Regions from separate parts of the Homo sapiens genome. Here region 1 is linked to region 2. Evidence: read pairs that join two places in POLR2A ChIA-PET (ENCODE). Cell type or tissue: OCI-LY7. All regions are shown on one strand. Links, peaks and the distances in the headings refer to the core of each region. The heading gives the core; the rest is flanking DNA.

Region 1 (15,619 bases), core at 4,529-9,528, 53 kb before region 2:
TAAAACCAGGTACTGTGATCGCTCACCTGATTTTTAGTTCTTATGAAGGTGCTTTTTTGTGTAGATAGTTGTTAAATTTGGTGTTCCTGTAGGGACGACAATCAGTGGAGCTTCTATTTGGCCATCTTGTTCTGACTCCCTCTTATCTAGGTTTTAAAAAACAAGTTTCCTCCCTACTTTTTGATTCTAATGGATAATTCCAAGCTTCTCTAGTGTGTTTAATGGTTTTTTTAAAAAGGTATTTATTTATGACAGGGTTTTAAAAAAATTTTTTTTATTAATGAATGAATGACAGGGTCTTGCTCTGTCTCCCAGGCTGGAGTGCAGTGGTGTGATCACAGCTTACTGCAGCCTCAGCCTCCCAGGCTCAAGTGATTCTTCCACCTGAGCCTCCTGAGTAGCTGGGACTACCAGCAACACAGCTAACCTTTCATTAAATGGAAGCCAATAGCAAATCAGATTATACAATTAGCACTAAAGTTGCTATTTAATCAATATATATTTTAAGAAATATATTCATCAATAGGTTATAACTTGAAAGTGTTTATTAGAGAAACAATGTATTGGTCCATTTTCATGTTGCTGATAAAGACATACCCAAGACTGGGTTATTTATAAAGAAAAAGAGGTTTAATGGACTCACAGTTCCACGTGGCTGGGGAAGCCTCACAATCATGGCAGAAGGCAAAAGGCACGTCTATGTGGTGGCAGGCATGAGAGAAAATGAGAGCCAAGTGAAAGGGGAAACCCCTTATAAAAACATCAGATCTGGTGAGACTTTTACTTACCACTTATTCACTACCACGAGAACAGTATGGGGGAAACTGCCCCCATGATTCAATTACCTCCCACCAGGTCCCTCCCACAACATATGGGAATTATGGGAGTTAGCATTCAAGATGAAATTTGGGTGGGGACACAGCCAAACCATATCAAACACTTCCCAAAATTTACAAGCAAGAAAGAGTTAAAATTGGAAATATATCTGTGTAAATAACAATCTGCCTATACATTGTCTTATAAATTAATTTCTCTTTACATAGTTTTGAGTATTATTTTAAGATTGCATCTTTTCCAGTGTTCCTTTTGTCAAAAAATGTTTTCATGAGGAAGGAGAATGTTGTGTGTTTAAGAAGCCAATGTATATTAAATTGAGAGAAACTGAGAGTCTTTTACTTTTACTTTATAGGCAGTAAAGTATTTACAAACCATGACTGCTTATTTAAAACCGTAAGCCAAATTTGTATTGTAGTTAATCCAAATTGATCCTGTTAAGTGAAATTGGTTAAAATCTGGTTTTATAAACTTTTTAATTTTATAAAATAAACAGGAAGGAATTGTGTTTATTTATTTATTAATTTATTCATTACTCTCTTGCTGATGTTCTCTTCGGTCTGAAATGGACCTGGCTGTTCTTCTAAAACTTAACATTCTTAGTGAGAACAGTTATAGGTGAACAAAATCTCCTTTAATGTTTTAGCTTCTACCTCTGTGAAAATGTTGTGTGTGTTAGCTTCAGTAATACGCTATGTTTTGTTTTCATTTTATAGTTTATATAGTGTTGATTGTGTGCCAGATACTATTCTGATTTCTTTTATTTGTATTAACAAATTTAATTCTTACAACAATCCTGTGACCAAAAGCTATCCTTCTCTACCAGGCATGGTGGCTCACGCCTGTAATCTCAGCAGGCAGATCATTTGAGGTCAGGAGTTCAAGACCAGCCTGACCAACATTGTGAAATCCCGTCTCTACTAAAAATACAAAAAAATTAGCTGGATGTGGTGGCAGGGGCCTATAGTCCTAGCTACTTTTGAGGCTGAGGCAGGAGAATTGCTTGAACCTGGGAGGCAGAGGTTGCAGTGAGTGGAGATCGCACCACTGCACTCCAGCCTGGGCAACAGAGCAAGGCTCTTTGTCAAAAAAAAGAACAACAAAAAACAAAAAACAAAAAAAAACCCAAAAAACCAAAAAACAACTATCCTCTTGTTGACAGATGGTTCTTCTCTGGCATCAAGGCTGATAGCTGTGTCATGGAACATAGCTGAGATCCCTAAGATCTGGCTAGCATTGGTAGTTTTTCCCCAGTGGTGGACTTAGAGAATAGTTTTCTTTCAAGAAGGAGACTTGTCACACACCCACTGCAGCCACCATATGTGAAAGTCTCCTGCCCATGGGAAAGCCAGGCTTTACTTGAGTGATTACAGTGCCTAGTGTAAAGGTACCCATGTAGAAAGCTGGGGGTTGTCATAGTCATCTTTCTCCCCTTAGTTTCTCACATTCAGTCGCAGGTACTACTGTTCTTTCAACAGTGTTTCACTTTATTAGTCCCTTCTTCCCTGTGTCCATTGAAGGAGTTCAAGTTGTTATTATCTCCAACTGGATGTGCTTAAGCAGTAGCCCCTGTTCTTCTTTCCTCTTATATATTACTCCACTCTAATTCTTTGCAAGTTGTAGGCTTGAATAGCCTTTTTCTTTCTTAGTAATGACTTTATTAAGATATAATTCACATACCATACACTTCATTCAAATTGAATAATTCAGTTGGTACATGCACAGAGGTGTGCAACCATCATTCTGGAAAGAAATCCTGTATTTTTTAATAGCAGTCACCCCAGCCCTAGGCATCTGCTAATCTACTTTGCCTCTATAGATTTGTCTGTTCTGGGCATTTCATATAAAAATAGAATCGTCTTTTAGTTAACATAATGTTTTAAAGGTTCACTGTACAGAAAGGTTACGTATTTGGCCTGGGTTCAGCCAAGGGCTTGTAGCACAGAACATCCCTCTGATTGTTCCTCGGAAGCTGCGACCTTGGATTTGTGTATAGTCTGGACTACTAGGGATTATTGTGGCTTTAGCTGGACTCTTTGATTAATCCACCCCGGCATCCCCCATCTCCTGTTAAGCTTTTGACTAGTCTGTGTCTATTGGTATCATACTCAGCTGTTTGTCTCCACTAATTCCTAACAGTATTAGTTTCCTAGGGCTGCTGTAACAAATTACCATAATCTGGGTGGCTTAAAACAACAGAAGTTAGTGCCTCACAGTTCTGAGAACTGGAAGTCTAAAATCAAGTGTCTGCAGGGCCATTCTCCTTCAGAAACCTTTAGGGAAGAATCTTACCTAACTGGTCTGGTGTTTGCCAGCAGCCGTTGGCCATTCCTTGGCTTGTATCTGCATCACTGCAATCTCTGCCTTTGTATTTACACAGCATTTTTTCTCATGTGTCTGTGTCTTTACATGGTGTTCGCCCCTATATGTGTATGCCCAAATTTTCCTCCTCTTACAAGGATATCAGTCATACTGGTTTAGGGTCGACTCTGATTAACTTACAGATTTGGGAAGGGGATTAGGACTTCAACTTTTTTGGGAGGGGCTGGCACAATTCAGTCCATAAAGAGCTTGTTCTTTACCAGCTGTGCCACTTGGATCTACCCTGCAGAGCAGGACCTGTGTGTATACTTGTTTGTGAAGACGATAGAAACTGATGTTGCCATCCAACTCCCGGCATCTAGTAGGGAGAGTCAGAGTGGCAAAACAGGCATTGCCTGGCTGCCGCTACTACCTACTTGGTACAGGTCTTCTGTAGCATGGAGCTTTGGGAAGCAGTATCTGCTGATGTTCACCAGCTGCTAAATCTCCTAGGAATAGCTCTTCTACTCCTGGGACCTACAGGAGATGAGAGCTGCTACTCAACTGACCCCACTAGAATAGCTCTTCCATAACACAGAGTTGTGGGGGAATGGGGGTAGTCTCTTATCTCGAATGCCATGGCTTCCCACTATTATGACTGAATTTCGATAGATTTTGTTGAATGAATGTTTTACAATTTGTTGTAAGCCCTCTGATCAATCTCCAGAGACTGAATCATTGTCTTTGCTAATTTTTGCTGGTTTAATAAGTGTTGGAGAGAAGAGATTTATCCAAGCTCTTTATACTCCCATTCTAGAAGTCTAGCCCCTTGAACCGTTTTTAAAAGCACCACCTTCCAGTGTAGAGATTGGGATGACATATAATTCATCAGGTAATTTATGCCGTAAGAGAATGATTCACATTAGTGTCAATGTTATTTTTCAACATACTCAACTGCTGTAAAGTTTTATAATCCTTTGTCATAAAAATAGAAATTATTTTAAAGTTTAATAGCCTGCTTTTTGTACCATAAACAAAACATAGAAGAAAAACTTAAGTGGTTAGAGAAGAATGCTAATAACCTTTCATTCAATGAGTGAAATTATTCTTGAAATATTTAGTAAGTTATATAACCAAAGTCTTCCTTTAGCTGGAAGCTGGAATTTTTCATAGTGAACTTAATAGTGCATCTCTTTCATGAGTATTTATTTGATGTAAATGTCACCATCTGGGCTGCAAATTTTCTCTTATTCAGTTAGTTGAAAGGGTCGGTAGGATACCTTTAAAACTTTAAAAAACTTTAAATACATTTAGTGCCTGCACTTAATAATTTGTATCTAAGCTGAGTTCAAGATGTCTAAAACTGGAAGCTATGAGAAATTTCTGTTTTTCCTCCCAGTCTAACATACTGTTTTTTGGACAGAATCCCCATGTGACTTGATTAATGATAAGGAATAATCACAAAGTATTTTAAAAATTATTTTCTGTAAAGCTTCATAGTCTATATCTTAAGATGGTAACTATCTCTGTGTATATGTTCATTTATTTTAATAATGCTTTTATTATTTTAGAGATGGTTTGAACCTTATATTTTGTTTAGTCCACCCTCATCATTTTGATGAAGTAATTAAGTCCAGAGAGCATGTAACTTCGTAAGCTTTACAGTCTAAGGTTACATATATAACTCTAAAGGAAAGAACAAAAACCATAATACTTCCAAAAATCCCTGAAGCAGTGCGTAGTATTTTTTCAGAAAGCTTTCATAAATACAGTGTATTTTCTCTATAATTTAATATTATCATTATTTTGTCTAGCATTAATTTGGTATCTATAATAAATAATTGATTTTAGCCTTAACTTAGCTGTAGAGTCCTAAGGATTATATATTTATATATTTTTTCTATTAGACAGGCATTTTCTTGTCTCCTTTCACAACATACGTGGTTCAGTAAAACATAAAATCACTTGTCAATAGTTAGTATTAATATAAATATATAATATCGTGTCTATACATTTCACTTAATTTTTGAATCCATGAATTAGGAATTATCTAGATTTATTAGGCTTAAACAAATAATTATTTGCTTTGTTTTGTGCTGTACTGTTGATAAAGAAGCTGTCTATATGTTATTATATTTGATCCTCACAACCACCTTATGAAGGTAGGTTGGACAGCTTTTATTATTTCTGTTTTATTGATGAAGAATCAGGTTTGGTGTTTAAGTAAATTGCCTACATTTTATAACTTTAATAATTTGCTCCTATAGTTACCCATTTATTTTTATGTTACTGGTTAGTCATGGTAGTACTTACTGTCTTGTTTCTTCTAGGGAATACAAAAGTCTTGATTTTTATTCTAGACGATTTAAGAAGACCAATTTGGGTCATTTGGCATGACCCCAGGGCTAGCTCAGGTGTAAGTAATACGGGGTGAGCATCCCAAATTCGAAAATTCAAAACACTTTGTAATTCACAACTTTTTCAGCACCAACATAACACTGAAAGGAAATGCTCATTCAATTCTCAATTGGATTTTTGGATTTTGGATGCCCACTAGGTAGGTATAATGCACATATTTCAAAATCTGAAAAAATAAAATATCCAAAACACTTCTGGGGTTAAGCATTTCAGATAAGGGCTATTCAACTTGTGTAAGTTAAACTTCTCTGAATGCCAGGATTCCTTTTTTTCCCTTTTAGCAAACTCCTGTCCTTATTTTAGTTTTAGTTCAATGTCACCTTCTCTGTGAAGGCTGCCGTTTTTCACAGGATGCAGAAATCTCTTATTCCCCTGTGCTTTCTCATAGCACTTTTGTACTTGCCTCACTTGGTACAAGTATTATTTGTTCATGCCATGATTGATTATTGAGCTCCTTGAAGACAAAAGTTGTGATATACCTCTTCACTTCTCCATGGCCTTGAATTAACCATAATGGAGCTCAGTAAATGTTTTTAAAGTAAATGAATGAACAAATGGTACATGCTTGATGTGTGTCTGTAAACTGTATAAGCCAAACATTGTGTACTCCCTGTTTCTGGAATAACTGTGCAATGCTAAACATTTCTTTGACTACTTACTATATGATGTCTGCTGGTTTTTGCTGCATAAATATTCTGATATCTTCAGTTGGTGCTTAGCCAGTTTATTCCTGTTCCACTGCATCACTTATGATTATTTGGGACCTGGATGAAGCAGTTTCATTGTAATGTTGTATTAGTTGAATCTGTGATTTTATAAAATACGAATTAAATTTCTTATAAAATGAAGTTTGTCACTCATATTTGTCTAAATTTGTTTAAAAATAAAAATCCTAGCTAAACTCTTGCCTATCCCAGAAATGAATTTAAGGACCGTATTCCTTATGAATTATGAAGGGAATTTAAAAGGGAAGCATCCAGGAAGGTGTAATTAGTGTCTGGTAAACTGGCTCTTGTGTTTTCTCTGCCTTTCCTCTCTTTCTTTTACCAGCTACCTGTAGACCATTTCCCTGTTTATTAGCTGCAGTACCAGAAGGTGGAATAGGAAATGAAGTTTACATCCTTCAGTTTTGTTATTTGTTAGCTGATTTCTTAAATTTTAGGTGTGAAGAACTATAAAAAAGTTAGGTTGTTTGTGCTGCATCCTTATTATTTTTTGTATCCTGTTATCACAGGCATTGATGACTTATGTATAATTGAGTAAAGCTGCAGGAAAGAAAAGCACTTAGGAAATGCCTCTTCAGATTTTCAAGATCTTTTCACACCTCTCTTGGAGAAAAGAATTTAAAAAAAAAAAACCTAAATGGATTCTAATTATTTTCTTTATCTGTGGTATTTTGTTTTGTTAAATAGTGTGTTATATAATGAATAGTGGAATTGGGTTCAGTTGTGAATTACAGGAAGTGACACATATGATAAAGATTGTGGTTTTATGTCTGTTCAACAAACCACAGTGGAACTGAAATGAAACTATAAATATTTTAACTACACCAATTGCTTTCTGCCGCCAAGCAGGACTAGTCCTAATGAAAACTAGATAAGCTGATACAAAGTTGTTGAGAAGCAGTACAGAATATAGGTCCTTATGTACCATCAGGAAACTTTAGCAGTTTTGAATCTTCTAGGCACACATTACTTTTGATCAGTAAGAAACAATTATTAGGTTATTTTACTCTTTTAAGAATTGAAGTAGCCACAATAAAGCTATTGTGTGTTTTTTTTTCCTTTGGGACAAGGATTTAGATTTAATAATAAAATGTGTTTTGTATAGTAAATATTCATGAAACAATTGAAAAGCAAATAAAAACATTCAATTTGTGTACTCTTTTCACAATTTACATACTAATCTGAGGCTGGGCTGGAGGAGAAATATATTCCCACATTATTCACTTACCAGGAGTATACCATACTTTCAGAAGCTTTTTCTTGACTAGTGATGACTCTTAAGATTTTACTGTTAGGATTTGAACACTTGTAGGTCCTTTAGTATACAGAAAACATTAGATATATTTAATGGGATAGCATAAGTAATTTCCATTCTCATTCTTTTCTTGAGTTTTAAAGTCTAAACCCATAGACTTACACACTTAGTCTTTGTCCACTAGTCAGAATGTTTACACTTTGCTAAGTAGTTATGAACGTCCTCTCCGGTGTATTTGTTTCATTTTTCACCATGTGAGGCTTGACTGCTTAGTTTGTGTGAGAGAATGTGCTACTGTGAGAAATATAATAGTGAATATCTAACCCCTCCGTATCACTGACCTTCGGTCTAGTAGAGGAGAGACCATTATAAAAATAACTAGGGAGCCCTTATATCCTAACTTCTCTTATCCTGGCAAAATTATCAATATCACCCTTTTTCACTTTCCAGTGTTGTGGTTTGGGTGATGAGTGATATAGTCACACTGTGAGTAATGAGGGGAAAGAACAAATATTTTTAACCTGATACTTTTTCTGAATTCATGTTTAGGTGGTAGAGGATACCATTTGATTCTTGGAGACTCCCAAATATAATTTTCTGTCTCATTTTGACTTCTTGTAGATACATGCTTTGTAATCTTTTATTTTTATTTATTTATTTTTGAGGTGGAGTCTTGCTTTCTCGCCCAGGCTGGAGTGCAGTGGCGCGATCTTGGCTCACTGCAACCTCCACCCCTGGGGTTCAAGTGATTCTCTTGCCTCAGCCTCCCGAGTAGCTGGGATTACAGGCGCCTGCCACCAAGCCTGGCTAATTTTGTATTTTTAGTGGAAACGGTGTTTCACCATTTTGGCCAGGCTGTTCTCGAGCTACTGACTTCAGGTGATCTGCCTGCCTTGGCCTCCCAAAGTGCTGGGATTATAGGCTTGAGCCACCGTGCCTGGCCATCTGTAATCTTTTAAAAAGGAAGAGAAGGGTACCAATTATCTGGCTTTTCAAGATTTTTCAAAACATTTTTTGAAAAATTTCTGAGTTTTTGGAATTAACCCTTTGAGCAGCTGCTGAGATTTTTATGTTCTTAAATTGGTTAGATTAAAAGAAACATTTAAGATGTGTCTGTCCCTTGCCTTTTTCTAAATAATTTATGATTAATGTCACATATCCTATACAAAAAAAAGTATGAGGTTGTATGTAGTTTTGACTTGAGATTTTCCAGAAGTCTTTTAATGGCACATAAAGGTTTTTTGTTTGTTTGTTTTTGTTTTATACTTTAAGTTCTTGGGTACATGTGCACAACGTGCAGGTTTGTTATATATGTGTACATGTCCCATGTTGGTGCGCTGCACCCATTAACTCGTCATTTACATTAGGTATATCTCCTAATGCTGTCCCTCCCCACTCCCCCCACCCCACCACAGGCCCTGGTGTGGGATGTTCCCCACCCTGTGTCCAAGTGTTCTTATTGTTCAATTCCTACCTATGAGTGAGAACATGCGATGTTTGGTTTTCTGTCCTTGCGATAGTTTGCTGAGAATGATGGTTTCCAGCTTCATCCATGTCCCTGCAAAGGACATGAACTCATCCTTTTTTATGGCTGCATGGTATTCCGTGGTGTTTATGTGCCACATTTTCTTAATCCAGTCTGTCATTGTTGGACATTTGGGTTGGTTCCAAGTCTTTGCTATTGTGAATAGTGCTGCAATAAACATACATGTGCATATGTCTTTATAGCAGCATGATTTATAATCCTTTGGATATATACCCAGTAATGGAATGGCTGGGTCAAATAGTACTTCTAGTTCTAGGTCCTTGAGGAATCACCACACTGTCTTCCACAATGGTTGAACTAGTTTACAGTCCCACCAACAGTGTAAAAGTGTTCCTATTTCTCCACATCCTCTCCAGCACCTGTTGTTTCCTGACTTTTTAATGATCGCCATTCTAACTGGTGTGAGATGATATCTCATTGTGGTTTTGATTTGCATTTCTCTGATGGTAATGGCACATAAAGTTTAATCTGCAATACGGAATCTGATATACCACCCCTTTCCTCTCACCATCATCTACTCTATTTTACTAACATGAAACTCCTTAAGCAGCCTTTTAACTAGGACAAATACTTGTATCAACCAATACAGAAAGATTATTTATTGTTCTTATAGGCAGGTTTGTTTGTGGCTGCAGTTAGTATTAGACTGTCACTTGGGATGTTATTCTGGAATTGCTTTTTCTAATTCTTTCAGTGAAGGTATGTGACTCGTTCTCTTTTTTCCTTTTGCAAAGCAAAGGCTCGACAAAATTTTATAGACTGGTGAAACATTTTGCAGGTCTGAAAAAAGTGTTGTAAACCTGCTCATGAGGTTCAGACAAAACTTCTGTGCATAAATTAGGAGTTGGTGTTGTCTAGGAGTTTGTGAAGATTAAGTTTTTCAGGGTTCTGATTTCATGAAATGTCATTCTAGATTTCTGTCAATCTCAATTATAGGATGATAGAAGTATGCTGATTTCTCGCTTAATAATTATGTAGTATTTGCAATAAGTATACAATAAGAACTTATGTACTTATTGTACATATTATATGCAGTATACAATAAGTATACTTATGTTGTCTTATTACCATAAACAGAGCAGTGGTCATGATATATAAATACTGAGGAAATCAAATGTTTTCTTTTTTTGTGATCTAATATGAAAATCAATGCAACATTTCTGGATAATTTGCGACAATAAAAAAGAAAAGAAATATGAGGCATGCAGTAATCTTGACAAGCAAATTTCCTAATTTGCAAAATAAAAAATTACATTAGATAATCTCTAAAAAGAACCTTCTATCTCTGTGTCATCTTTGAATCTATAAAATACAGTTGGTCCCTGACTTACAATGGTTAGATTTAAATTTTTTTGACTTTATGATGGTGCAAAAGTGATAAACATTCAGTAGAAAATGTACTTCAGTGTGGTATTCAGTGAGTTACAGGAAATGTTCAACATTTTATTTAAAATAAGCTTTGTGTTAGATTGTGCCATATTTTGCCCAACTGTAGGCTAATGTAAGTATTCAAGCATGTTTAAGATAGGCTAGGGTAAAGCTATGATGTTTTAGTAGGTTAGGTATATAAATGCATTTTTGACTTTGGATATTTTCAGTTTATGATGGCTTTATTGGGATGTAACACCATTGTAAGTTTAGTCACATCTGTAGATTCATTTAGCTAAAATGCCGTAATCTCTCTCTCTCTTTTTTTTTTTTTGTTTTGAGACGGAGTCTCGCTCTGTCGCCCACGCTAAGTGCAGTGGCGCGATCTTGACTCATTGCAACCTCTGCCTCCTAGATTCAAGCGATTCTCCTGCCTCAGCCTCCTGAGTAGCTGGGATTACAGGTGCCCGCCACCATGCCCGGCTGATTTTTATATTTTTTGTAGAGACGGGGTTTCACCATGTTGGCCAAGCTGGTCTCGAACGCCTGACCTCAAATGATCCGCCCACCTCGGTCTCCCAAATTGCTGGGATTACAGGCATGAGCCATCGTGCCCGGCCTAAAATGCCTTAATCTCGATAGGCTTTTTGCACATGCACTATTTAAATTGAGTACAATACTCAATACTTACGCCCTTGCCCCCTTCTCCCTGGATCTTATTTGCTAAAGTAGACATTGATTTCTCTTGAAAATGTAACAAAATTTTTGTTGAACATTTTAGTGTTTAGTGAAAAGATGAGAATTCTCAGACATGAATTTTTTATTTGATAATAGGAAACTGTAGTTATAGGGGAAAGTCAGTATTTTGAAAAGGCAAACCAAATAGGCAAATATTTATGGAGTTTCTAACACAAGCAAGGCTCCCTCTGTCAGAATGGACATCAGGAAATGTCCACTGAGTGAACATTCAATAAATTTTATCAGTTGCTGTGGGGGATAAAATTATATATAATTTTCGCTTTATAGTTTGTTTTGAATGTTCTGGAAACAGTTAAAAGTAAATGAGTGTTTATATTTTGCCGAAGTATCAAGACAGAATAGTAGGCAGACAGTTGGTATTTAGGCAGGCAAAAGGGCAGATTCTCTGCCAAATGGTTGTAAATGAATTGACGCAAGGAATTTAAATATTAAGCTTTGATGAGAGATTGTTAAATTTTCTCAATATTATTGTTTCCATTGGTATGCAAGCTAATTAGATACAACAACTAATTGGAGCCGGTGGCTCAGACTGGCTTGCCACCATTGGCACACACACTGGATGGCGGCACAGTTGTTCTGATTGTTGGCTAGGAAGTCTTCCATCAAGGCTTAGCTGTAGTCTTATCTGCAAATTCCTCCTGGTCTTCTCTGGAGAACGTTGCCGTACATGGGTCTTTGGAAACAAGGAATTTCCCAGGAAATCCCCACCATCTTTACTGTCTGTGATATTAATACAATTTGTACTCTTCCCTTTTAAAATATTTTAGTGATCTTAAAACTTGACCACTCTGGAAGAATGGAGAAGTTCTGTATTTGGCAAGAATAAAAAGTATTACAAAGCATCCTGCTTCTGCATTAAGTGGTAGTTTACAACAAAGCTGCTGATCTTAATTGTGCATTTAAAAAAACAGGAATCTTGTTAAAAATTTTTATTTCTGTGATGCTACCCCATACATTTTAGTACAGTAGGCATGGGATAAAAGAAACACTCGAGAAGCTAGCCTTTCCTCAGCTTTCCTAGAATGGAGACTGCCTCCTAAAATATTCAGAAGTCAGAAATTATTTTAAAACTAAAGTGTTAATGAGCAAATTTAAATAAAGTTGGTCTGTAAATATGTACTTCAGAGCTGAACTTAGTACCCTCTTTTCACAGCTCTAAATGTAATACTTTCAATTACATGAACTCATTAGTCTCTATTAGCATACTTCCAGGCTTTAGAAATAAAGACTTTGAAAGAGCTCTTCTCTTATTTTATTGTATGGAAGTAAACATTGAAAAATAAAGAATCCTTACAAAAGTAAACTTAGTCTACGTTGCTGGCAGAATACATTTATTCTATAGGAGGTAGGTGACAGCTGTTTTTAAAACTTTGACACATAAGTACAAGAAAGATTAGAATCCTGTGGTCCACATTATATATTGAATAGTACACGAATTACAAGGAGGAATGATTTGGGTGTCCCCTAATTGAGTCACTTGAATTTGGATAAGGCAGAGTGCTTTCCCTGGAGGTGTATGGAGAGAATTCACATGACCCCTTCATTGTCCAGCAGCTTTATGCATCAAGATTGGACTAGAAAAAATGTGGGATGAATGAATTTAGGATTCTAAAATGCTCCAGACTTTTCAGTTCTTTTTGTTTGCATAGTTGCATTCTAAGAACAGATCGAATTACTATCCTAGGCTCAGAAAACACATTTGAGGTTAGTTTTGTCCAAAGAGCATATTTAGTCTTCCTTAATAAAAGTATATAAGAAAGGATTTATTGTTATTAAAAAAGATTAGAATGAAACTGTTAAGCTACTTAATTTTTTCTAATTATCTTTTATGATTCTGTAATACCTAGGTAGTTTATGCATATAATTAATATATTAGTTGACTATTCTTGCTTTTTTCTTTTTTAAAAAAATTAATGTTTGCATGGAATATCTTTTTCTCTTCATTTTCTTTCAACCTATTTATGTATTACTTTGGATTTTAAAAGTAAATCAAAGCGAAGTTCACATCTTAAATGTTCTCATGAAGTTCTTTTGAATTTTTTCCATTAGTGTCAGAATACATGTTTGGGTAAGTGGCACAAACACTTTTAAAATGTAGAAAATGGAATATTGGTACAAAGCAGAGTAGAAACAGCTTGATTCAATAAGTCAGTCTTTAAGTCATTAAACAGATATTTGTTCAGTACCTGATAGGTGCCAGGTTTAGGTGCATTGTTTAGGTGCCAGAGAGATAGTAATGAACCAAACAAAGAAAACAAAGTACTGCCAACCTGGAGTTTACATTGTAGTGGAGGAAGAAGAAAATGAACAAATAAACTATATCATATGTCAAAATGTAATAAATACTTTGGAGCAAAGTCAAGCTGGGAAGAGAGCAGAGAGATAGCTGTCAATGGATGGGGGCAGGGAGGGGGGTAAGGTGGTGATTTCAGATAGGGTGATCAGAGAAGACCTCTCTGACAAAGTGACACAAAGACCATAAGATGGTGAGGAGGGGACAAGGTGTGCTAATTTGTCTGGTAGAAGAGTGTCTGAGGTAGAAAAGGGCATGCTGACATGTTAGAGGGACCAGTGGGAGATTAGAGTGACTGGAGAGGAGTGAGCCATGGAAAGAGTGGGAGGAGATGAGAGAGAGGAAGTAGGGGATTGAGCCATGATGAATCCCGTAGGATATGGTAAAGACTTTGGTTTATGTGAGATGAGAAATCACTAAGGGTTTTGAACAGAGTAGTCACATGATTTAGCTTACATTTCTAAAGGAACATTTGGTCATTTGTGTATACTTGTCTAGTTGCTTAGTAAATGACAGCAGAAAGACAAGAATTTAATGCAACTAATTTTAAAATTTTTTTTAAAAGATGAAGTTGGACTGGATAATTTTGCATGGCCTTTTTACTTCTAAAGTCCTATGCTTCTTTACCTTAATACGGATCTGAAATAATTGATTTAAAAAATTTTAAAGTATGTAAAGGAATATTGTGGAATAATTTGTATTAATGCTATTGCTGTATATTTTGTATATTCAGTGCTTTATTATTTATATCTTTCCACTTTTTTTTCTTTTTGAGATGGGGTTTCGGTCGCCCAGGCAAGAGTACAGAGTGGCATGATGTCGGATCGCTGCAGCCTCGACCTCCTGGGCATCGATCCTCCTACCTCATCCTCCTGAGTAGCTGGGACTACAAGTGCTGTGCCATTATGCCTGGCTAATTTTTGTATTTTTAGTAGAGATGGGGCTTCATGATGTTGCCCAGGATGGTCTTGAACTCCTGGGCTCAAGCAGTCCACCTGCCTCAACCCCCACAAGCATGAGCCATTGTACCTGGGCATCTTGCCACTTCTGAAAAACAAATGCATACATGGCAATTATTAAAATAAAGATAAATCACTGGGGAAAAACATTTAAAAGCATGTGACTTTAAAATTTAAAAACTGTATGTAATAAGATTTTGAAGAAAGAAAAGTTAATAGGATTTATGTAACGAAAGAAAATAATTGTGACAGAAAACTGGGCTAAGGAAATTGGTGCATTTGAACACAAATTTTAGCTTTGAGCTTCCTGGCAGCCAGTGGGGTGTGTGTGTGTGTGTGTGTGTGTGTGTGTGTGTGTGTGTGTGTGCAGCTATGGATATCTCTCTAGGAAATTTATCAGGTGATGTTTTTGTTTGAGAAAAGGAGTAGTATTTAGTTACCTGGGAAATCACTTCTAGATGCCAACCAAATGTGTGTCACTAAGACTTGAAATCATTTTGATAATTTAAAAGAAACCCAGCACTTTATAAGACTCCCTTGACACTTCTAAAAAGTGATGACAGGTGTGCATGGCTGTTAGCCCTGGAAAATACAGCTATACGTTTCGTTTTACAGGTGATAAAAGCCTCTATTTTGAAGCAGAGATTTGTGAAAATTACTAGGAAAAGTATGACATTGGTGATGTATTACTCTCCCTCATCTGCAGGTCCCACTGATATCTCTATATTGGTTCTGTTCTTTAATAGATCATAATTTCAGCCTTAATCTGAAATACCTAATGCCCTGCAAGGCTCTCTGAGACTAGTGGTTTTCAAACTGTGTTCCAGGGGATCATGGAGGCATGTCAAATGCAGAGAGTCCTGAGCTTCTAGAGCTTTGAAGAAAGGGTTCTTTTTCAATTTAAATGTTTCTTAAATTTCATACCCAGTGTTCATCAAATATGATATTTATCTATGTCTCTTTCGAAGGCTATAAAAGACTGAGAGAATAAGTTATAGGACATTTCAGTGACTAGCCTTGGTTATTTTTTTCTTTAAGAGAAACAGAGTTATTAGGACTAAAAGACATTTTGATGTTTCATATCAGCAGTAGGGAGGGAGAACCTCAGGGACAGGTTTTCCTCCCCAACTCCCCCTAAACCTTTTGTACTCCTAGGAGACA
Region 2 (15,619 bases), core at 5,174-10,173:
TGTGAAATGGTGAGAAAAGAAGGAACTGTGAGAATTGTGTTTTGTTATTTAAGGACCTGTGAAGGAGATGGAGGAGATCATAAGTTCCACCAGTGGTGGAGCTAGATCTCCTGGATTCATTTGAATAGAAAAAGAGAGGATATGTTGTGTTCTGTAGATGAAGGCTATCAAAGGACACCTCAATGGAAGATCCCAGGAGGAAGGTGATAAACAAATGGAAGGTAGACTTGAGTGTAGCTTTCTTCTGAAATGGGAAGAGAGTAGAAGTAAAAGCAGAAAAGAAAAATGAGGCTGTTGCTTATAAAACTTGAAAACGTTTAAAAGATTGGGTAGTAGTTAGAGTCTGAGTAACTAACATTTTAATAAATAATAGAATCTATAACCAATTGTGTACTTTTTTATTTTAAAAAATTTTTTTAATAGAAATGGGGTTTTGCTCCATTGCCTAGGCTTGAGTGCAGTGACACAATCATGGCTCACTGCAGCCTAAACCTCCTGGGCTCAAGTGATCCTCCCATTTCAGCATCCCAAGTAGCTAGGAGTACAGCTGCATGCCACCGCACCTGGCTAATTTTTAAATTTTTTGTAGAGATGGTAGTCTCACTGTGTTGCCCAGGCTGGTCTTGAACTCCAGACCTCAGGTAATCCTCCCACCTCAGCCTCCCAAAATGCTGAGATTACAGGTGTGAGCCACCCTGTCCAGCCTGTTAACATATTTTTAATAGATGTTTTTGAGTTATTAAATACCCATACCCTGCAGCATTGTGGATATTTTATGTTTTCTCACTCAGTGTCACTGATTGGTTCTTTATAGTCTCTGAATTAAATATATTTTCAAAGTAGCATGTTTTCTACCAAGCGAGGTATTTTATTGTTATTTAATTATTGACATCCTTGAAATAAGAGTGGCTTTGTATTTAAGAGGTATATGAGGGAACACAGCTGAAAAACAAGAGCATTTTTGTTAGAAATATATTGGGGATAGGTGCTGGGGTGGGAGGGAGACTCACTAAGCCAGCAATTTTCAAAAGTTACAGTAGTATATATAAAATTTGAAGTTAATTGAGAATAACTAGAGAATGAAACCTTCTGAATAATAATAGAGATAGTTTTGGGAGGCAGGAAGGGAATGTCTTTGGTTGCGATAATGTTTATTGCTTTGATCTAAGTGCTGATTACATGGGTGTATTTCTGTCTTAAAAGTCATTGAGACTGGGCACCGTGGCTTATGTCTGTAATCCCAGCACTTTGGGAGGCCAAGGCGGGTGGATCATTTGAGGTCAGGAGTTCAAGACCAGCCTGCCCAACATGGTGAAATCCTGTCTCTACTAAAAATATAAAAATTAGCCGGCTGTGGTGGTGGACACCTGTAATCCCAGCTACTCAGGAGGCTGAGGCAGGAGAATCGCTTGAACCCTGGAAATGGAGGTTGCAGTGAGCCGAGATCACGCCACTGCACTCCAGCCTGGGTTACGAGTGAGACTCCGCCTCAAAAAAACAAAAAAGAAAAAAGTCATTGAGCTGTATAAAATATAAATAAAACTTAATGTTTATACATTTTGCTGTATGTAAATTATATCTCAATTCTTAATGCAGGAAAAAGCACACTCCTAATGGGTACTTCAGACTGGGATTTTTAAAAAATTTCTGTTTTGTTTACTAAGTGTACTGGATATACGTCTAGTATCATCTTTAATGTTACTTTAAAAATATTCTTTAAAGTGATACCACTGGAAGAAAAACTAGCCAATTTATTTCACTTATAACTGTCATGAGCTGAAATTTCCCAACACTGACCTCTGTTTCAGATTCCTGCTGTTGCCTCTGCACTATTAGTTGGTGTCAGCAGGGGGTTAGCAGCACTCAATTTAACCTTGCTATTTGTATTCTGTTTTGAATTTTTTTCTTTTCTCATTTAACTTCCTTACATGGATTCTCCATTTTAAAGATTGTGCATGCACCATGGGGTCTGTACAGTGAAAGACTGTAGTACAGATAAGCATACAATAGAAGCACATTTAAAGATAATGTGAAGCTGCTTTTCTTTTTTTTCTTGAATAGAGGCATTGCTGTGAAAATCATTAAACAAGAGAAAAATTAAGCCTACTCATGCTGTTATTTTTCCGTTAAGATTATAGACCAGTTTAAAATATATAAGAACTATATAGATATGGATTAATTATACATTTTATGTCCATTTAGAGGGGCATCTCTGTGACTGTTGTGCTTGTAGCTAGCCATGGACAGAGACTTATTGGACCAGAAGTACTTCTTTTGTCTCTCCCACATTAAAATTTTAGAATCTGTTATGACTGAGACCACATCCACTATTCTTATTTCAATGTGCCCCCTCTCATTGATCCCTCTACTCCCTTCTTGGACCTTTTATCTTATAAATGCTGGGACCTTCCTATTCAAAGCAGTCTTCTACAGCAGGATAGGAAGTCATGGGTAATTAAAGAGGGGCCTCTAAACTCCAGACCCTTCCTCCTCAACTCCCCATGGAAACTGTCTCCCCTGAACAGTGCTTTGTAGAATCCTAGTGAACTTAAAGACTCACTACTCTTATGAGTGGTCTTTATCTTTCTCTGAGTGGGTTCTAAGTAAAACACCAGGTTGGTGGAAATGGAAAGGAAGGACGGCTGGCTCAAATTCTGGAGATACTATATGAAAAGGAATAATGAGACACTCACTGTCCTGTGGGGTAAGCAGGAAGGAAAGCCTAGCTTCCCATTCCACAGCCTCCAATTCCATTCATTTCCAGCCACTGCTTTGTACAGCTCCAGCACACTCCTCTCCTGGTCTGTAGTTCAAGATTCCACTAGTTTCATCTCCAGGTGCCAAAGACACTCTGCTTGGTGCCTAAGACACCAAAGTGAAAACAACAGCCATGGAAAACACTTCCAGTTAAGTTGAGGGAGACCGAGATTTCACTATGTATAGCAGGGAGACTTGCATTCCTGTTAGCTCAAACAGATTCTGAAGGCATTTCTCCAGAGATGCCTTGCTTAGGTGAATGGGGAGTGTAATAACCCAGGTATTGTATTTTAATATTATAATAGTCTACTCTTATGCTAGGGTGACATACATCCTGGCTTGTACTGGATGTATGTCACCATCCTGGCATAATTGTTGTTAGTAAATTGCTTCCCCTTTTATTCCCCAGAAGTTTGGATGGTAAATTATATGGTCACTATACACATAACAAAAATGGACTTCTCAGTCCATGGGAATTGTGTAACAAAAGCCCCAAATGTAAACATATGTCATTAAGTAAAGTTAAAATGATAGTGATGGTGTTTAAAAATATCGTAAATGCAAATGTTTATTAAATGTTCTAAAAATCAAAACAAAAAACCTCTTTTGTCAGGGATTCTTGTTACTATGATATAATTCCTACAGGATGCTTAATAGCACTGCCCACACAATGGATGTGAAATAACCACCTAATATTTTAAAATATTAAGTCAAAATATAATGGTATAAAATCTTTATAATAGAATACTTAAACGTTTCAATTAGGAATTTCAGCTTAATAAAATTACATGTTTAAATTTGTCGTATTCCCAGCTCTTTTAAATTAAAGAACCAATCATGGGCCTTCATTTTGAACATTGTTTTAAAATCATGTTAAATGTAGAAAACAAATAATGATTAAAAACAGAGATATTGGTTTTAGGAGATAAGTGTTTCACATTTATTATTTACCTTTTTTAAAAGACAGATTATGTAAATTATTCTTCAAATTTAAATGTATAGGTATAAAATTGAATAAATAAAACAAGTTTTAGTAAGAAAACTATTTTCAGACTTAATACTAACCAACTATTGCTAATATACTATAAAATGCTACTTAGGCAGGTTATAGACTCCAATTATTATAGTTAATGGCCTCAGTGGCCTCACCTTGCCTTAATCTAGGACATAAAGCATGCAGAACTCGTAATTTAATTATCACCTGTTAATATTGGCTCTAAATTCATGTCTCCCCTTTCGGGATGAAACTGCAGTGATGAGCCAATTAAAAATCATTATCTTCCTACTGAAAACACCAGCCTGCTAACTACACCACAGTATACAAATCTGCTGAGACTTTCAAGAAGAAACTTACTGCCTCTTACCTTTAGGGAGTGCTGAATTAAATTATTTTCGGCCATTTATAATTCTAATATTTTGTTTTAATTATTTATTTTTTTGAGATAGGGCCTGTGTTGCCCATGCTAGTCTCAAACTCCTGATCTCATGCAATCCTTCTGTCTCAGGCTCCCAAGTAACTGGGATTACAGGTGCTCACAAATCTAATTTTTCACATCTCTAGATTATATGAAGATTGTATTTTTTAATTATTACATACCTTAAAAGCCATGAGAGAAGTGGAGAGTTATGTTATTCTATAGTAATAAATGGCAGAAATGAAATCTGTGCTTTTATTCGTATTTACATATCATGAGATATAAAAAAAAAATCAGAGAATGTGGTGCTATAAAAGGGTTGTTAGCTTATAAAATCCCATTGATATGTACTAGAGAAATGTGCAGTTGATTTACAGGAATTTATTAGAAACTTTGCTCTTTGTGTACTCTCCTGACATTGTGTACTCTTGTACTGAAATCTAATTTTATAATTGACCCATGGGAATCAAACTCTGGAAAATTGATTTGTGCTAACCAAACTCACAAGAGATTGATTTATAAACTAGTAAATCACTTTTTAACTTACTATGAGAATGCTACCTGATCCAAAAACCTGAAAAATTTATGGTGTGTTTTTGAGTTTTCGCTACTCTCAGTTCAGGCACTATAGTGAATAAAGAGGTGAAAAACACTTAGTCCTCATCCTCAATGAATTTATAATCTGGCGAGAAGACTTGGACAGCAATACATAGAGTACAAGTCAGACTACAATAAATGAGTGAGTGATATGTTGTGGTTAAATGTTTAGTAGAGGTTTTTTGTTTCTGCTAGGCATACTCTTGTAGTTGGGAAACCAAATTATACTTCAGTGGATATGTTTTAAGAGATATTTCTTTCAAGCCATTATTGGATAATAAATTAACTTTCCCTTTTCTCTGCATGTTTCTATATAAAGAATCAGGACCAACAGCCCATAATTAGGACACCTTTGCTCTTGAATATGCTCTAGACACTACAAAATTTTTTAAACCCTTAACAAGTGCAGATACATGAAAAGTTCACTCTTGTTGCAGTTATTACACCAGAATCTTTCCTTCTGTACTGTAGATTAATTCTAAAGTTAGTGCATAAGGCAAAAATTAAATTATATGTAGCCAAAGTGCTCTAAAAATTTCATAAATGGCTTATAGAATACATACTGGTTTTGTAAAACTGCTCAGTAATATACAAGTATAATGTTTGGTAAATCATGATATATAATAAAGCATACATAATCCAAACAATTTTAAAGTATTCTAATTGCAGTATTTTAAAGGAGTTGTTTATACAAAGGAATCTTAATAAATTAAATGTATGTGCCATGTATATCCTCTGTCATCATACTCAAGTTTGTAGTTTTCTTCCATTGAGTAGATTTCAGGTGGGCCACTATCTAACAGTATATATTGGGATACTTACCTGTTAAAATACAAGATAGATTGTGTTGCTTTTGAGGAGCTTTTCTATAGCCAGCCTGTTTTAGACTTTTTGCGTGGATTTGTTTTGTGTGGTAGAAGTAAGGAGATGATCAAGGTATGATTTCATGAATCACATAGTTTATTGCCATACAAAGAGAATTTTTTCCTTAGGTTCCTAGTGCGTAAAGAAGGGGAGAATAACGTGAACAGATCTCACAGGGAGTATACTTGATAGGTAAGATACGTGAACCACAAAGTGAGTAAGTTCCAAAATTATTAAAGGCGTTGCCCAATTAGGATGGAAGCCGTCTTCTGTGGAAAATAGTCTAATTAAAGATTGAGGTGTACCTTTTTACAACCTTTGTACCATAGAGGTCAAGCCTATAGAGAAACTGGCTTGACCAATACAGTGGAGATCTGTTACCACAGGTAAGGTCCCTCAAGGCTGAGGGTGGTGCCAGTAGTGGCAGGCAAGGCTTCAGAGATTAGCTGGAATGATGTTGCCCTGTGGCAATGTCACAGCATGTCCTCTTGGTCTTTGGAGAACATGTAGCTTGCCACAGTCTGAACTCTCAAAGTGTCTGTCAAACTCTTAGTTTTATATGTATTTTGAAGTCCAGTAGTTGAGGTCAGCAACTCACATATGAGTTCTGATAAGGTGTGATGTGACATTCGCAAGGGGAGGGGTACCACTGTCACATTCTCTAGGGGATGAGGGAGAAAACACTCCAGCTTCTTCTTATAGCAGAACATAAATCATTCACATAGCAAACTATGTAAGTGTTTGGAATCATTTCACAGCAACATAACAGGATTCTTACTAGTCTCAGGCATCCTTCCTAGATTTGGATGTTAGTCATACTTTTCTCTAATTACTATATTCACCCAAACATACATGCAGCTGACTGGCATTGGGTCCGTGTTCTGTTTCTGACCATGGATAGCTTACCAACCTACAAGGAAATCAAGCCCCTGACTTGGCTGTTATTTGCACTGTACTCCATCAGCTGAGCCTCAGAACTCATCTACCTGAAAAAGTGATAAAATTGTCTCATTTAGCAAGCACACTGAAGCAAGACTAGCTGTGTTCAGCCTGCATCTAAAAGTGTGTTACTCTGTGACTTGGCTCACTGTAATAGTAATTTTGAGGTAATTATTAATGATAGTGTTTATGGTACTAACTGGTGCCTGATCATTTTCACAATAAGGTTGGTATTATTTCCATTTTTAGGAGATCAAAGTTTGCAGGATTTGCAAAAGCCTTGATTTGAAAGCCAGTGGCAGAGCCAGGCCAGAATGATGGTTTTCCCCATCTAAAGTCAGTCAGTGGTCTGCTTATCTATGAGATCATGGCCATTATACCAAATATTGGGAGGACCTGGTGAAAGATGCTTTTAGGATCTGGCATCGAAAATGTAGAGCTCATGCTCTGGAATCCAAGAGTTGTAAGAATTTCCCTGTTCTCCTTAAGGGCTGGGTGACTTTCAGCAAGTTACTTTAAACTTTTCAAGCCTCAGTTTATCCCCCTTAGGGATTTTCTGATAGTTAAATGAAATAATAGGTAAAGTGCTTAGCACAGAACCTGATATATGATAAGAGCTTAGTAAATATTATTTGTTTTTTAATCTTGATATTTAGAATTTCAAGTTTTCAACAGCTTTTATGTACATCTCTTATGTACATGTGTATTGCCAAATGAAAGCCTGTTTTTCTTCCTAAAAATGACTAGATATTATATAACTCTATAGGTAATGTTCTTATGAGGGCACACATAATCACCACCACTCACAATACCTAGTTTTGGAATCTTAATTATTCCTTCCATAATATTTTCTTAATCTGCTATAATGTGAGATATATGACTACAGCTGAGAGATATTAAAAGCAGAACAGGAAACCACAGAAGTTTCTTAAAATAAAAATACAAACTGAGCTCAGAAACATGATTTTTATATACATATCTGAAAAAGAAATGTAGCCAGTGAGCAGAATATACTCAAAGCCAACCACAAATAAGCAGTAAAAAAAAAAAAAAAAAAAAAAAATACTGCAGTTTATTTTAAAATTGTACACATCTTGCTTTCATTAGAGTATATAGGAATTTCATTATAAAATACATTTTTAAAAATTTAAAGGTACATATGTGCTTTGACTGAATAATTCTGTGATGTTGATTATACTCTAAAGTATACATGTGAAGCTAGAGTTGAATATGAGGTGCTGCCTTGTTCTTCCAGACTGTAATAGCGTGTATGCTATGTGGCCAAACCCTGTCCTCTGCAGAGACCAGCAAGTCAAACCCATGTTTCTCAGAGCTTGGTTACATGAGCTCTTGGTAGCACATGTACCTATATGTAAAATATTTATAGATAGCTCTCAATTTTTAAAAAGTAATGTACAGTAAATTTTATGATCACCTTCTAATTGCAAGTGAATTGGCTTCTGTTTTTGAATTGACAGCTTCCCTTTGAAATTCATTTACTTATGCTTTTTTAAAAAGTGTGTTGATTTTAAAAATCAGCATGAAAACTAGTATGAGGATAGGGAGAAAGTACAAATGTTACACTCAGCTGACTGAAGTTTTGGGGACTCTGAACTAAACAGAACTGTATAGTTGATATTTTAACTTAAAATATTACCTGTTTGGCCTACCTAATTTTTACTTGAGAGAAAAATAACATTAATACCTATTTTCTTTGTCAAATCTCTATAACACCCTTTAATTACTACATTTTTAGTAGCAGTGATTTGCTGACATTTGTGCAACCCCTATGTTGTGATCCATATACTTCTCAGTGACTGAAGTATTTTCTTTAAAATTAGTCCTGCTATATGTTTATGTAAATCTTTGGGAGAGGGATTTCTTTTCAAAATGCTGTTTGACTGTCTTGTGAGATTGAATGTCTGTGATCAAAGTACTGAAAAATTTAAAATACATAATTATGAAGTAGCTCCTCACATCTGAAGAAATGTTCCACAGAGATTCCACCATGTTTCTTCAAGATTATGTATTTATTTATTTTTTTATTTTATTTTTTTTTATTATACTTTAAGTTTTAGGGTACATGTGCACATTGTGCAGGTTAGTTACATATGTATACATGTGCCATGCTGGTGCGCTGCACCCACTAACTCGTCATCTAGCATTAGGTATATCCCCCGATGCTATCCCTCCCCCCTCCCCCGACCCCACAACAGTCCCCAGAGTATGATATTCCCCTTCCTGTGTCCATGTGATCTCATTGTTCAATTCCCACCTATGAGTGAGAATATGCGGTGTTTGGTTTTTTGTTCTTGCGATAGTTTACTGAGAATGATGATTTCCAGTTTCATCCATGTCCCTACAAAGGACATGAACTCATCATTTTTTATGGCTGCATAGTATTCCATGGTGTATATGTGCCACATTTTCTTAATCCAGTCTATCATTGTTGGACATTTGGGTTGGTTCCAAGATTATGTATTTATTGAGTTCTAATTTTCTCTCGGACATGGTACTAAGACATGGTGTGATGGGAGAGAGAGATGTTAGAAAGACACCTCTCTGAGGAGGTGACCTTTACGTTGAAATTCTGAAGAAAGTAGGGCAGGTAAGCTCTAAGTAGAAGGAAAATATGCAAAGACCTAGGGCAGAAAGGAGTTTGGTCCGTTAGACAAACTCAGAGTAATCCTGTGCAGTGGGAGCTTAGTGAATGAAGGGAAGAGAAGTGAGAGATAAGTTTGGAAAAGTGAGAAGGAATCAGTGGGGCAGTCTTTCTCCCAGATACTGTCACTTTATCATAAATTAACTTAGTGAAACTACACTAGAGCTAAAACTGTTACTTTACCTTGAATATAAAGGGAGAAAATGCTAAGAACATTTGATTACTGTAAAAAAAAAAAAAAAAAACCCTGAAATTGCGAACTTCTCTATTGGAAATTTAAAAAAAATCATTTTGTTGAAATTGCTATACTCTTGTGGTAGTGACTAACCATCACTACCATCCCATTTCTTCTTTATTAAAAAAAAAATTATTTTTCTAGAGACAGGGTCTTGCTCTGTCACTCAGGCAGGAGGGCAGTGGTGCAGTCCTAGCTCACTGCAGCCTGGAGCTCTAGGGCTCAAGCGATTTTTCTGAGCAGCTAGGACTACAGGCACATGCCGTGACTACAGGCGTGTGCCGCTATGCCCAGCTGATTTTTAAATTTTTTGTAGAGACTAGGTTTTGCTATGTTGCTCAGGCTGGTCTTGAACTCTTTGCCTCAAGTGATCCTCCCGCCTCCACCTGCCAGTGCTGGGATTATAGACGTGAGCCACCGGTGCCCAGCCTCACTTTCTTCTTTAGCAGGCCTCCCTGCCCTATACCTTCTGCTCATATTTAATGCATAGGCCCTACAGTCAGATGAAATCTTCCTGGGAATTGATTTCCCTGACCTTAATTTTCTATAGTCCTGTTTTTACCTTTCGTGTTCTGTGCCCAGCTCTGTTGGAATGCTTATGCACCTACTATCAGTGACTTTGATCTGGCTGGAGGGGTTCTAAGTCCATATGCTCCCCCTTGATTTAGAATTGGATTCTCTAGTACTCTGTATTTCAGGTACAGTGTAGGTTAAGTGATTTTTTTTTGAGCTGCCATGAGATTTAAGCACTTTATGTAAAACAATTTAATTAGGTAAGTGAATTCCAAGCTCTAAGCACTAAGGTAGGTAGACCAAGTTTTGAAACATAACTAGTTTATAATTTGGGAACCGTTTGAGTTAAACTGTATTTTCATCTTCAGTAGTCTTGTTCTGTGCCTCATTGTTAGGGTCCACAGTATTGCCATTGATAGTGTTGTTAATGAATAGAATCTTCATGCCTCCTGTTCTCCTGACTGGAAAGGGCACTTTATTTAATTCTTCTTTTCTAATGAAGACTTTTAGATAATCTTCTTATAAATCTGCCTTTTGATATTTTTTGTTTTTATTTTCCCACAGTATACACAATCTGAAGATCATATTTTCATCTGTCTTGTATAGGCTTAGAATAAAGTTAAGGTATAGATTAGCTCTGGATTCAAATCAGATGGTCAGGTAAGATCTCTTTCTGGGAAACTGTGGTAAGAATGTGTAGAAAAATATTCCTGGCAACAAAGTTAGAAAAACTATCCAAAATTCCAATAAATCTATAATTTTCACTGTCCATGGAGAAGAAAAAAATGTCATTTGATCATATGGCATTAGTTTATGAAGTGTCTCAGAAGAAGGTAAGTTATGGGTATTTTTTCAAGTATGTATAGGATTTAATTTGTTTAGGAAAAAGCACTCTAAGGTAATGGGTGTGTGTTAGTCATTCTGTAAGAGCTCCGCATTATTACTCTGCTGGACCTGTCTGCCAGTACCCCGGCTAGCTGAAATTCAGGCACATGGAGCATCACTTATCCCCCTGAATTATGTTAATATTAGGAAGGGACAAATTACTTAATAAAAGATACTGTATAACATTTTATGAATATCATTTAGAAGTAACTGCTGATAACTTTTTCTGTCAATGAGAATTACTGTTCTTTATAATTGTGAGTCTCAAATTTTATCTATGTTGACTTAGATGAAAATAAAGGAGTTTTCTTGTTTGGGCATGGTGTTGATTATGTTAACAATATATTGTTAGATGCTGTTTCCCAGTGTTTGAGGCTGCTTTGCCCCGGAGAGTGGAGAAGGATGTAGACTGAGAAGGTGGGAGGCGGAATGGCTGCTTACTGTGGGGTCTCACAAAATTCTGTTAGTTGGTCTTCATGATCTAAAGATTCTTCTCCATTCCCCCGCTACTTTCCCATCCAGGGGATTATTCTCGCAACCCACTTTTTAAAACAGTTGTTTCAATTTGAGAAGTTGTTAATTTTACTTATGATTGTCAGTTTATGATTATTTTATTAGGTATATTTTATGAAATATCAACAAACTAAGGTGATTTACACTACTCTTCATAATTACGAATACTTTAATTTTTTTTTTTTTTTTTTTTTGAGACGAAGTCTCGCTCTGTAGCCCAGGCTGGAGTGCAGTGGCGCAATCTCGGCTCACCGCAGCCACCACCTATCGGGTTCAAGCGATTCTCCTGCCTCAGCCTCCAGAGTAGCTGGGATTACAGGTGTGTGCTACTGCACCTGGCTAATTTTTGTATTTTTAGTACAGAGGGGGTTTTACCATGTTGGCCAGGCTGGTCTTGAACTCCCAACCTCGGGTAATCCGCCCACCTCAGCCTCCGAAAGTGCTAGGATTATGGGGATAAGCCACCGTGCCCGGCCTTACTTTAAAATCTTAAACACTGGTTTTACTATATGAGCGTATTAATGGCATATTTGGGAGAGAAGTTGATATTCATATTTTAAAATAACTCCAAATTTTTATCTTGAGCGAAGTAGTATTCACTATACATAATTTATTATTTTACATTTTCTATTCCTAACCAAATTAGACATTTTAAAAAACTCTGAAAAATCACAGCTTTGCTTGTGGACTCCATTTTGTGTAGATAATTAAGATCCATGGTTTGAATACCATTTAGGCTTATCAATACAAGGAAATATTACTCCTTAAACAAATAACTGTTGTAAGATTGTGTCTTTTTCTGTAGTTTCTTAATACATTTAAAAACATGTGCAAAGGACCAGACATGAAGGGAATGACAGTTTTTAAAAATCAAATTGTGAAAAGGTTAGTTTTTTTTTTGTACCAAGGAGGTAAGAGTCAGGAGGAATAAACAGGTGTAAACTGTAAAGAGCATTGTAATGTACGTTAAGGAGCTTTAACTGAAGTCTAAGAAGAGTAGTTGAACACTTTTAATAAGAGTAACATTTTCCAGTTGAGTTTTAGGAAGTACTGGCAGAAATTGAATAATGAGTTTAAAGGAAGAAAAGTAAAAGTAGGAAGAACAGTTAGAATGTTACTGTATTAATGTGGGTGATAATTGATTGGATGTTGTTGTAGGGGTCAGGGACTCAGGGTTTTAACTTAGTCCATGTGTGGATAACACAGTTTTTTTTTTCTTTTTTGAAGTATATTGCAGTATAAATTCAGCTGTGGACATACTGGATTTAAGTTGTCTAAGACTGATGTAGAAATGTTCAGTGAGCAGTTGAACACATACATTAGCAAACCTTGAGGAAAATCTGGCTTGGGAATATAGATTTGGAATCTAGCAAATGATGATTAAATTTAGAGAAGTAGACGAAATCAACAACTATATAGAATGAAATAGAAGCCGATTGACTTTTAAGAGATGAGCATTTTATCCCCCTTTTTTTTTTTCTGTTTAACTGGTAAGCATTGCAGTGGCACTGCATACCTTTTTCAATGCAGATGTATATTATTTTAGGCATATTATGGATTAAATTGGCATCTGTCGGCCACTCTGTAAACCTAATTATTATTTATTTATTTGGAAAAGATACTGAGGTTTTTTTTGTTTTGTTTTGTTTTACAAGTGTTGGGGTGTAACTTGCTTGTAAATTTGGAGCCTGGCAATATCTGAAAATATATTTTCTTCTAGAGCCCTGCTTAGCTCAGTTTTTCCCTTTCTCTGAAGCTTGATGATATATACTTAATGCTGTAGAACTTTTAAACTAAGTTATTCTTTGTTATTGTACCAATATGATTTTTTTTTAGGCTGCTGAATAGGGAAATAGTATATCCATCAATGAAATGCATTATTTCTTTAAAAAAAAAAAAGGAAAAATTTCAGTTTCATGCCATATAAAACTATTAATAAATTAACCTCACAATTTATCTAAGCCCTTAACGTGCTCAAAGTGATGGTTTGTGTTTTGTTTTGTTTTGTATTTTTGGAGATTGCTCTGTGTCCTGGGCTGGGGTACAGTGATGCAACCATAGCTCACTGTAACCTTAAACTCCTGGGCTCAAGCAATCCTTCCACCTTAGCCACCAAAGTGGTTAGAACTACAGGCATGCACCACCACACCCAGCTAAGTTTTTTGTTTGTTTTTGGAGACAGGGTCTCACTGTGTCACCCAGACTGGAGTATAGTGTCACGAGCATGGCTCACTACAGCCTCGACCTCCTGGGCTCAACCAGTCCTCCTGCCTCAGCCTCCCGAGTAGCTGGGACTACAAGGCATGTTCTGCCACACCCAGCTAATTTTTGTATTTTCTGTAGAGTTGGGGTTTCTCCATGTTTCCCAGGCTGGTCTCCAACTCCTGGTCTCAAGCAGTCTTGCCACCCCAGCCTTCAAAAGTGCTGGGATTACAGGTGTGAGCCACTGCGCCTGACCTTGAAGTCTTACACTAAAAAAGGGAGCAACATTTCTACCCTGGAAAATTTGCTCTTTGGACATTTGATGTAATTTTTATTCTTATTTATTTATTTTTGAGATGGACTCTCACTCTGTCACCCAGGCTGGAGTGCAGTGGTGCGATCTTGGCTCACTGCAACCTCCACCTCTGGGGTTCAAGCAATTCTCTTGCTTCAGCCTCCCGAGTAGCTGGGACTACAGGCACATGCCAGCACGCCTGGCTAATTTTTGTATTTTTATTAGAGACGGGGTTTCACCATATTGGCCAGGCTGGTCTTGAACTCCTGACCTCGTGATCCGCCCACCTCGGCGTCCAAAAGTGCTGGGATTACAGGCGTGAGCCACCACACCTGGCCCCTGGATGTAATTTTTAAAACCAGACTCATTTCAAATTCTGTCTTAGTGTAATTTAGATTTTTGTGTCTTGACAATAATGAAAAATATTTCTTCTTTTTTTTTCTTTTTGAGATAGAGTCTCACTTTGTTGCCCAGTCTGATTGCGGTGGCATGATCTCAGCTCACTGCAACCTCCATCCCCCAGGTTCAAGTGATTCTCCTGCCTCAGCCTCCCAAGTAGCTGGGACCACGGGCGCACACTACCACACCTGGCCAATGAAAAATACTTCTAATGATGGTTGTTAACTGCTTTAAAGAAATAATTTAATACTTTTTATGATGTTTGTATTACATTGTCCTTTGATTTGAGTTGCAACTGTTATTTACACCTTCTTTCCCTGTTTGCAAGCGATTGTTTTAGGATCATGTTCTTTTCAGTGGTTTTGCTGTAAAGGAATCACTTCATTTCTGATTATTGCATTTACAAAAATGATTGTTTCTTGTCTTCCTTGAACTGTGTTTTATCATTTGATGCTGTGATTCACTGTGCTCCTAAAACATTTCCATCTGCCTGTTTTGTGATCTTTCTATTTTAGATCACCATGCCACAGCTGCTTGGATAGCCTTCTGTCACCTATTTTCAATAGTGTCATATAGCATCCCGCATGGTTTCAAGGATGGTAAATTGGCTAGACTCCAGGGCTTGCTCTGTAATCCTGCCTTGTCTGTTAATGTCAGGTGTATCTCACAGCTGATGCTGATGAAACTGCTTAAAGAAATCAGATATGATCTTTAGCAGAGCCAAATCTCATTTCCATATGTGGGTTTAAGTTCTGTTTTGATCAGCTTCTTGAGGGCAGAGTCCTCAAAGTCCTACATCATGGAATGCAAGATTGTGTGGTAGAGACAAAAGTCGTAGTAATTTAGAAAAACCATCAGCTTCTTGTACTGGCTTCTCACAGATTGTTGCACTTGAGCACATTACATCTGTATGCTGGATGAATAGGAAGTTTTTCAATAAAGGAGGACATTCCAAAAATAGGTAACAGCTTAGCCTGATACATAAGTGGTAGCTGCTATTATTGTCATCATTTTGTTTTTATTATTATGATTGTGAGAACTGGATAAATTGGGAAGGAAAGTAAAACAAACTAAATTTTTTCAACTTATTTGATGCAAAGCTAGTTCTAAAATCGAATAGAATTACAAACATTTATTAGTGTGGATCATGTCTGAATGCTCAGGCTATTTATCTCTTTAACACTATTTCATATAAGTAGTTGTCTTTAATAATTGTAGAATGTCTTAGCCTGTTTGGAATGCCGTAACAAAATACCATAAACTGGGTGGCTTATAAACAACAGAAATTTCTTTCTCATTTTTCTGGAGGCTGGGAAGTCCAAGATTGAGGCACTGGCAGATTT

The links. ChIA-PET counts read pairs that join two places held together with the same protein. Peaks named below come from ENCODE experiments on the same cell type or tissue, not always from the same donor. Only the 100,000 strongest peaks of a DNase experiment are listed, where the experiment ranks them.
Region 1: POLR2A ChIA-PET joins it to region 2 with 10 read pairs; 2 of 35 experiments call an interaction of 5 or more read pairs at or near these places.

The regions. Positions count from the first base shown.
Region 1 is chr3:23,317,895-23,333,513 of GRCh38, forward strand. The region is part of intron 3 of UBE2E2 (ubiquitin conjugating enzyme E2 E2); the gene reads left to right. Among named protein-coding and RNA genes, the nearest start is that of UBE2E2, 120 kb to the left of the region's middle. RefSeq lists an enhancer at 2,163-2,292. In OCI-LY7, for the core only: no CTCF peak of the experiment used is centred there; DNase peaks (open chromatin) are centred at 7,077 and 7,817; H3K4me3 peaks cover 1,655 bases; H3K27ac peaks cover 2,771 bases.
Region 2 is chr3:23,370,626-23,386,244 of GRCh38, forward strand. The region is part of intron 3 of UBE2E2 (ubiquitin conjugating enzyme E2 E2); the gene reads left to right. Among named protein-coding and RNA genes, the nearest start is that of UBE2E2, 180 kb to the left of the region's middle. In OCI-LY7, for the core only: no CTCF peak of the experiment used is centred there; DNase peaks (open chromatin) are centred at 7,526 and 7,876; H3K4me3 peaks cover 2,030 bases; H3K27ac peaks cover 3,161 bases.